Regions from separate parts of the Homo sapiens genome. Here region 2 is linked to region 1. The links are chromatin contacts, found by Hi-C or POLR2A ChIA-PET in ENCODE. All regions are on one chromosome and are shown on one strand. Each heading gives the region's core, a stretch centred on a gene start or an enhancer-like site at or near the end of the contact. The rest is flanking DNA. Distances are from core to core; before and after follow the strand shown. Region 1 overlaps TTPAL (alpha tocopherol transfer protein like). Region 2 overlaps ADA (adenosine deaminase).

Evidence for each region. A loop is a pair of places that touch in the nucleus more often than their neighbours do. ChIA-PET counts read pairs that join two places held with the same protein, here RNA polymerase II (POLR2A). Pooled maps may share reads with other maps.
Region 2: a loop to region 1 is called in a pooled map, with 4 times the contacts of the local background. The contact joins two enhancer-like sites. A Hi-C loop is called at or near these places in 4 of 50 pooled maps. POLR2A ChIA-PET finds 5 or more read pairs at or near these places in 2 of 52 experiments (AG04450 and MCF 10A).

Annotation. Positions count from the first base shown.
Region 1 is chr20:44,489,749-44,493,931 of GRCh38, forward strand. TTPAL (alpha tocopherol transfer protein like) reads left to right here. Exons shown (of 5, transcript NM_001039199.3): 5 at 1-4,183. Among named protein-coding and RNA genes, the nearest start is that of TTPAL, 16 kb to the left of the region's middle. RefSeq lists an enhancer at 247-356. Within about 2 kb of position 1,988, at least 6 of the 41 ENCODE cell types and tissues checked have a DNase peak (open chromatin) inside an H3K27ac peak, as active enhancers do.
Region 2 is chr20:44,644,532-44,648,714 of GRCh38, forward strand. The region is part of intron 1 of ADA (adenosine deaminase); the gene reads right to left. Among named protein-coding and RNA genes, the nearest start is that of ADA, 5.1 kb to the right of the region's middle. RefSeq lists enhancers at 290-369, 1,521-2,774, 1,590-1,689, 1,623-2,138, 3,527-4,027, cis regulatory regions at 525-1,083, 1,772-1,799, 2,183-2,778 and silencers at 1,380-1,459, 3,336-3,504. Within about 2 kb of position 1,725, at least 10 of the 41 ENCODE cell types and tissues checked have a DNase peak (open chromatin) inside an H3K27ac peak, as active enhancers do.

The sequences.
Region 1 (4,183 bases), core at 738-3,237:
ACTGATTCTTAAACATTTGGAATCCCAGTCTGCAACTATTAATCTGGAGGCTATATCTATTTTGTTTTGCTTTTTGGTTGGGGGGTGGTGATCTGGTTCTTACACATCTTGGAAGCAAGAACAATCAGGACCAAAGTCACTTTGATCCCACTTTTCCAGGAGAAAAACCACCTGTTTGGCCAGTGAGAACTACTTGTATGAAATAATTTGGCCAAACCTTCAGTGTGACCAAATGTGAGACTGGGAGTTTGTGTTTTTCACAGGAACCCTAAGTATAGACCTCTGCTGCTCATCAGGAAACTTACTGGAGATGAAGGCCCCAGCTGTTGTCACCGGGTTTGGAAAGCACCTTAACTGAATCATGTAAGCATCAGGACATAAGCAGCACTTTGTGGTCAAATGTGGAAGCCGGAGACTTCAAAGCACCTCTGGGACCCACTGGTTGAAGTTTGCAATAGAAACTTAAGTTTTCCCAAATCCATAAAGCCTTAGCCCTGGTTCTCAATAGAATCAGGGACCTAGCAGGAAATGATTTTACTCAACCTAAAATGCTGGATCCCAGGCCCGTGTAGCTATAAGAATTCTGGCCTGGATCCCAGGTGTACAACTATGGACAAGATATGGGCCTCTACTTTCTCCTCTATAAAATGAGGCTGGATGAAATGTCAGCTAGGGCCATTTTGGCTGCTGAGGCTCTGGGATTTGGTTTAGTTACTGAATGTTAGATTTTCTGCCTAGAAAGATAACTATCTAGATACAAGTGGTTGGATCCTGTTTTTGTTTGTGGTACATGTGTCTTTCCAAGAGAGATGTGTCACCAATTAGCCCTGCCTTTAAAGAAACTATTATGTGTATTCCTGGGACTCACTGACACCAATTTTCTTTTTATAGTGATGGTTCAATTTTGAAAAGATGGCTTTTGTGAGGCCAGGTTAAGGTGACCAGGATCTTGTATGATGAATTCCTTCCATCCCTGAGACTCTGGTACTATATTGTAAACCTGGCTACAGTAGTTAATTACTTGAGATTCTTTAATTTTGGTCTCTGAGCTGGGCGTGGTGGTTCATGCCTGTAATCCCAGCACTTTGGGAGGCCAAGGTGTGCGGATCACAAGGTCAGGAGTTCGAGACCCGCCTGGCCAAGATGGTGAAACCCCATCTCTACTAAAAATACAAAAATTAGCTGGGCGTGGTGGCGGGCTCCTGTAGTCCCAGCTACTCGGGAGGCTGAGGCAGAAGAATCACGTGAACCCAGGAGGCAGAAGTGGCAGTGAGCCAAGATCGCACCACTGCACTCCAGCCTGGGCGACAGAGCAAGACTCTGCCTCAAAAAAAAAAAAAAAAAAAAAAAATTTTTTTTTTTTTGGTCTCTGGAAATGAACACAAGGGCAGGTTATTCCTGGGTCACTTCTGGGCCCCCCTGCCCTCCCAGCCCCACTTGAGTTTCTCTCTCTGGTGTGGGTGAACCAGTCAGCCTGAATGTTCTGCATTTCAGCACTTTAGAACCTCCCTGTGAAGATTTTAGCCTTAGCCCAAACATCAAATTAGACGGTTCACATGATGGTTTTTGACCTATTTCCTTTCTAATGTATTCCACATGATCATGGTGTTAAATAGTGAAAAGTACTGTGTTGTGTGTGCACCTTCTCCGTGCATTTATTAGACTAACCAGTCAAGCAGACAGCTCAGTTAGGGAGAAAACAATACTCTGAAATTTGAAGGCCAATCTGTTGTTACTAAGCTGTTTATCTCTATTGCCTTTTTAAATGTCTGGATAAGTTGTTGGTGGAAATTAAGTTACTTAACCTCATTAATACCAATTCTAGAGAAAGTTCTTTTCACCATGGATAGTAACCCTGGATCCTCTACGGTACTGGCTGAGCTGGAAGTGCCAAAAAGCACTCCTGGCTGCTTCTGGTTCCATCTGATGATGATGTGACACACACTGCTGAAAAGGCCCAAGCAGGGCAAGTGGGATGGCTGAAGGAGGGAAGGAGGGGGTTCAGAACCCACTGGCCTGGATGGGAGAACTGGGTGGAGGCTTCCCCAAGAGGGAAGACAGATAAACAAAACAAAACAAAAACTGGGTAAAGAGGAATGAATCACTCAGCCCTGATGTTTCAATTCTACACTGCATTCCTGGCCAGTCGCATTTGTTTTAATGCAGGCATGGCCACAGCTCTCCTAGAGAATTATCTCAAAGACCAGAAGGGACCTGGAGAGGCCTATTTCTTAGGTTTTTCCAGTTGGACAAGGAAGGAGTGGTTTCACTCAGCTTCTAGAAGGAGTTGGAGCCTAAGTTTATCTGCCTCCGGGAGCTGCTTGCTTTGTTTTGGCTCCGAAGAGGTATCAGATAGTTTTGACACCTCAGGAAACTTGAACCAAGCTGTGAAACCAAGACCTCCCTGCGTGAAAATCAAGGTGGTCTCCTTGTGGCTTCACCAGGATGTTTGTGTCAGGCTGTCTCAGCAGGGTGGGGAATGACCAGCCAGGGAGCACAGTGAGCCTTACTCAGCACTGGGGAGCGCACTGGTGAGGCAAACCCATGAACCTCAAGAACTGGGAGTATGTTCCTTCAGGGAGAAGTTCTGGCCCATTGCACAAACACTTGGAAATTAACTTTTCCCTAAATTCAAGATAGTGTGGTGTCGGAAGGAAATGGGACAGTAAATTAGGAGACGCGGGCTCCACCTTTACCTTACTACGTGGCCTTTGATGAGCTGGCTTAACATCCCTGAGTGATTCCATGATAGAGATCTATACTCCAAACTTTATTCCTGGTATCTAGTTGGCTTCACTGCCACAGACACTGTACTCTCTCTTTTTAGAAGTTTTTTTCCTTTTTTTTCCCCCTCAATTGGCTTATTTAGTAAATTTAGGTCTGAATGAATTGGTACCTAAAAGCTTCCAAATCTATACATTTCAGAATATGGGAATTTTCTTCCTCTTCTTCCCCCATATCCCAACATGGAATTCTGGAAAACTGTGCCTCTTCCCCTGTTCTGCCTTCATGGGGGAGAGACTGGATGAAATCTACAAAAACAGCCAAAAGTGCCACCCTGGCTTCATGTCTTGAATTTCTAACTTGCTCTTGGCAAAGGTCGCTTTATTTTTTAATTTTTTTCCTTGCATTTTCTTTTTTATTCTATTGCTGCTGCAAAAATTAAGGCAAAAGTAGCTTTCGATCTTTCATATTTCATCCTGGTTTCACAAGGAGTCACTTATCTTAGGAGGTCTGTAAGTCAGGTTACAAGGCCGGGAGCGGTGGCTCACACCTGTAATCCCAACACTTTGAGCGGCTGAGGTGGGTGTATCACCTGAAGTCCGGAGTTTGAGACCAGCCTGGCCAACATGGTGAAACCCCGTCTCTACTAAAAATACAAAAAATTGGCTGGGCATGGTGGTGGGTGCCTGTAATCCCAGCTACTTGGGAAGCTGAAGCAGGAGAATCACTTAAACCCAGGTGGCGGAGGTTGCAGTGAGCCGACATCGCGCCATTGCACTCCAGCCTGGGTGACGAGTGAAACTCCATCTCAAAAATAAAAATTGAAAAATCAGGTTACAAAACACCATTTTTCCCGAAATAAGACAATAAGAGGCTTTTCTCTGAATTCCTTTATATTGAGCCTTTCAGAATTCTCCCTGGGTGGGCAATTTCTTTAAATAGTATTTGACCCTCAGATCAATCCTGGGAATTTTTTTCATTTGGGTAGCAAAAGCTAGAGTATTGCTGTGGCGATTATAATACTTTTAAAAAGTTTTACCATTTTAAAGTTGCCAACATTTAATTAAGGTTTTCCTTTGAAGCCTCCTTTAATTTAGGGAGTAAAATGTTAGCTAAACCAATTATATACTATATACTATACACTGTATCTCCTGTGGCCATGAGAGGTGTGGCTATACCGAACAGAAACATGCCTACTGTTCAGGAAAGATGTCAGTTCTGGTAACACCTCTCTGTATTGGGATCTGTTAATTTTGTAAATCTAAATTCTTCTGCTCTTGGCCAGGTGCAGTAGTTCATGCCCTGTAATCCTAGAACTTTGGGAGGCTGAAGGGGGGGCGGATCATTTGAGGTCAGGAGTTTGAGACCAGCCTGGCCAACATGGTGAAACCCCATCTCTACTAAAAAGTACAAAAATTAGCTGGGTGTGGTGGTGCGTGCCTGTAATCCCAACTACTTG
Region 2 (4,183 bases), core at 475-2,974, 150 kb after region 1:
AGAACCCAGATGAGCCACAGGTGCCCACTGCCAATCGAATGTCCCCTCCCTCCCTAGCCCTGCTTTTGGTGATGAGCTGGGCAGTGCCAGGGTCAGTGACTTATGCCACTATGGCCTCTCAACTGACTTTTAGTGTGAGGCCAGGAGACAGAGCAGCCCTGGGCTGAGAAACTGTTTCAGCTCCACTTCCTCCAGGAAGCCCTCTATGCTCAGCCTCATCTAGGCTCCGCCAGCTCCGAGGTACACAGTGGAAGGGACTGAGCAGTCCCCACAGTGTCTCCTGCTGACGGGGCCTGACAGCTCTGCTGCTGAGAGGTTTCACAGAAGGCAAGATGTGTCTTCCACCTGGGGAAATTCCTGTGGAGCCACAGCATAGGGACTCAGCACACTTAAACTCGTTTTAAAGGCAACAAGACTGAGGCTCAGAGAGTGGGAGGACCTTGAGTTAGAAAGTCTAATGCATACCACAGCCAGGAAGCTATTTGACTCTAAACCCGGAGGTCTAGCAGCACGCTCCCTGCATGCCACATAGCAAGGTGCTGGGTCACTGATGCTAACATCTAAACAGGGGCCAGGTGCGGTGGCTCACTCTTGAAATCCCAGCACTTTGGGAGGCTGAGGTGGGTGGATCACTTGAGGCCAGGAGTTTGAGACCTCCTCTTCACAGAGGTGGAAGGGAGGACCAGCGGGGGCAAGTGTATCCCAAGTCCCAGCTACTTGGGAGGCTGAGGCAGGAGGATCGCATGAACCCAGGAGGCAGAGGTTGCAGTGAGCCAAAATCGTGCCACTGCACTCCAGCTTGGGTGACAGAGGAAGACTCCAGCTCAAAAAAAAAAAAAAAAAAAAAGTCACTGAAGTCACCTGGTACCCAGGACTACTTCAAGGACAGCCATTGTTATGGCCAACATGGTGAAACCCTGTCTCTACTAAAAACACAAAAATTAGCCAGGCATGGTGGCGCACACCTGTAATCCCAACTACTTGGGAGACTGAGGCAGAAGAATCACTTGAACCCGGGAGGCAGAGGTTGTAGTGAGCCGAGATTGCACCACTGCACTCCAGCCTGGGCGACAGAGTGAGACTCTGTCTCAAAAGTCAAAGTAGGACCATTACCAACCATGATGATGATGCTGACCAATGGCAGCTATTGCTGCAGCACCTGCTCTGAGCCAGGCCTGCACTTGGTGTTTGAGAGGTGGGTATGGGTATAATTCTCATTTTAGAGAGGGGAAACTGAGGCACCGTGAAGTTAAATGACTCATTCAAGCTCCTCTAGCTGGAAAGTGGGAAATCAGGACTCAGACCCAGAGAGCCTGACCCCAGCTGGTGTCCAAGTTCAAATTCCTTGCTGTTCTAGCTCCCTGGTCACTAGGAGTGCAGAGGTTATCCCCCACAACTGCTCAGGGGCCTGAGAACATTAAGGGCTGAGGGCAAGCCTACCCCCAACACCTTGGGTAAATACAGATTCCAACCTCACTCTGCGCCCACAGCCTGCTCCTCTCCACCTCCCCAGCCAGACCATGGTCCTACTACCTTGCCCCGCCCCAGGGGGTACCACAGGGACCCCTTCAAGACACCTGAGCAGGTGGACAAGTCTCTCCTGGATCACAGGGCCCCCAGCCACCCAGGTCAAGCCCACCCTGAGGTTGAATGCAGGATTGGGAAGCTGCCTGGCCTCCCCTGCCTCCCTGTGTGAACACAGACCACTTCCTCTCTCTGATCCTCCCTTCCTCCTCCGAAGCAAAAGGCTTCGATGAAACTCAGTCTCCTTTGTTCCCCTCCACCACCAACTGCCATGTGAGTCAAAATGGGTAAGGCAGGCTCTTCCTAGGCACATTTTTGTTTTAACAGGTGGCTCTGGTAACTGAAAGCCACTGCAAGCCCAAAGAAGTGCAGCTGGTGGGTTTTGTGTCAGGAAGACAAAAAGGAGGAGGGAGGAGGGAGATTCTGCAGCTGGAGAGGCCTCCCAGAGTCTACTGCAACCCCCACTCCAGTCCCCAGGAAGGAAACGCACCCCTGAGGGCCTGCTGTTACCAGCCAGGCACTGTACAAAAACCAATCAGCATGTCAGTTTCCCCAAGAACCCCAAGATCTTGGTTTTGTCACCCCATTTTACAGAGGGGGAAGCTGAGTTTCAGGAGTTGTCTACCTGAGGTACCCTAGCTGCTAAGCGGCAGGCAGGAATTCAACCCCAGTACATCTGAAGCCCAGGGCTAATGCACTGGCCCACCCTGCCACCCTGATTCTAACTCTTCCCCCCACACTGCCCCCTCTTTTTTGCATAAAGTGGAATTGGCAAATGAGCAAAGCAATGAACAGCTTCTACTTGAGTGCAGGCAGATCTGGGTTCAAGTCTAGCTCTGCTGCTTGCCAGCTGTGTGACTTTGGCAAGTTCCCTCCCCTCTCTGAGTCTCAGTTTCCTCATAATAAGTGAAGTTAATAATAGGACAGGACCTTCCTCAGAGGGCTGACATAAACATTAAATGAGTCACTGTATGCAAAGCAGGACAGCGCCTCGTGCAGAGTAGACATTCAAATATGAGACAGAAAAGGCACATTGCTGATTTAGCCCCAATTCCCCTCTGCATCAGAGAGGGACAGTTTAGAAACTGCTGTCCCTTGGCCGGGTGCGGTGGCTCATGCCTGTAATCCCGGCACTTTGGGAGGCTGAGGTGGGCGGATCACCTGAAGTCGGGAGTTCGAGACCAGCCTGGCCAACAAGGAGAAACCCCGTCTCTACTAAAAATACAAAAAATTAGCCGGGCATGGTGGTGCATGCCTGTAATTCCAGCTACTTGGGAGGCTGAGGCAGAAGAATCACTTGAACCTGGGAGGCGAAGGTTGCAGTGAGCCGAGGTCGTGCCATTGCACTCCAGCCTGGGCAACAAGAGCGAAACTCTGTCTAAAAAAAGAAAAAAAGAAAGAAACTGCTGTCCCAGCCTGTACCTGTTCACTTGCCAGTCTACAGCTTCAAGGCTCTCAGATTTTGTGTAGCCCTGGCAAGTCCCTCCACTCCCTAAGCTTCAGTTTCTTCATCTGTAAATGGGGATGAAGACCCATGCCTTGTCAAGTCGTCCAGAGGATTCCGTGAGATAAAAGTTACTAGCCGGGCACAGTGGCTCACACCTGTAATCCCAGCGCTTTGGGAAGCCAAGGTGGGAGGATCACCTGAGATCAGGAGTTCGAGACCAGCTGGCTAACGTGGTGAAACCCTGTCTCTACTAAAAATACAAAAATTAGCCGGGCGTGGTGGTGGACGCCTGTAATCCCAGCTACTCCGGAGGCTGAGGCAGAAGAATGGCTTGAACTCGGGAGGTGGAGGTTGTAGTGAGCCAGGATCACACCACTGCACTCCAGCCTGGGCAACAGAGTGAGACTGCGGCACACGCCTGTAGTCCCAGCTACTTGGGAGGCTGAGGCAGGAGGATCGCATGAACCCAGGAGGCAGAGGTTGCAGGGACCCAAAATCTTGCCACTGCACTCCAGCTTGGGCGACAGAGTGAGATTCTGGCAAAAAAGAAAAAGTCACTGAAGGCACCTGGTACCCAGGACTACTTCAAGGACAGCTATTGTTATGATTATTGTAACAGGCATGTGATCAGCACTGGCCTCCAGGATGCAGAATGCCTGAGTGCCTGGTGCCACCTGTGAACATAGGCTGATAAGGGCCACCCCTGCAACCCCCCTTTCCACTTCTTCCAGTGCCCAGCAGGTGCTAAGTCAAACCAGGTGGGGGTATGGGAGGCACACCCGACAGGGCAAACTTGACTTGGGCATCCCCTGACGATGACCCTGCATGGCAGGCACACTTGAATGGGTGTTCAGAGTTCTGAGCGAAGGAATCCAAGAGTGGCCAACCTGGAGATCCAGTCGTTATCTATGAGGAACATCTGAGCCCCACCCCATTCCCACGGGACACTGACCATACAGGGGTATAGGGACCGAGGCCCTTTGTTTTGGGTTAAATGAAGGTTACTAGGTGGAGATGGTTGGGAGAAGGTGTTAAATGAAAATGCTACATAAACTGCATGATTTGCAAGTGGTTGCGGTTCTTCTGCTCAGTCTGCCGCCACTGGACTCTCTTCCCTGTGTCTAAGCCCCCAGTAAAACCCCGTATCTTGTTTGCTACCTCTTCCAAAGAAGGTAGCCTCTTGAACCTGGTGCTATATCCATTGGAGTCAAT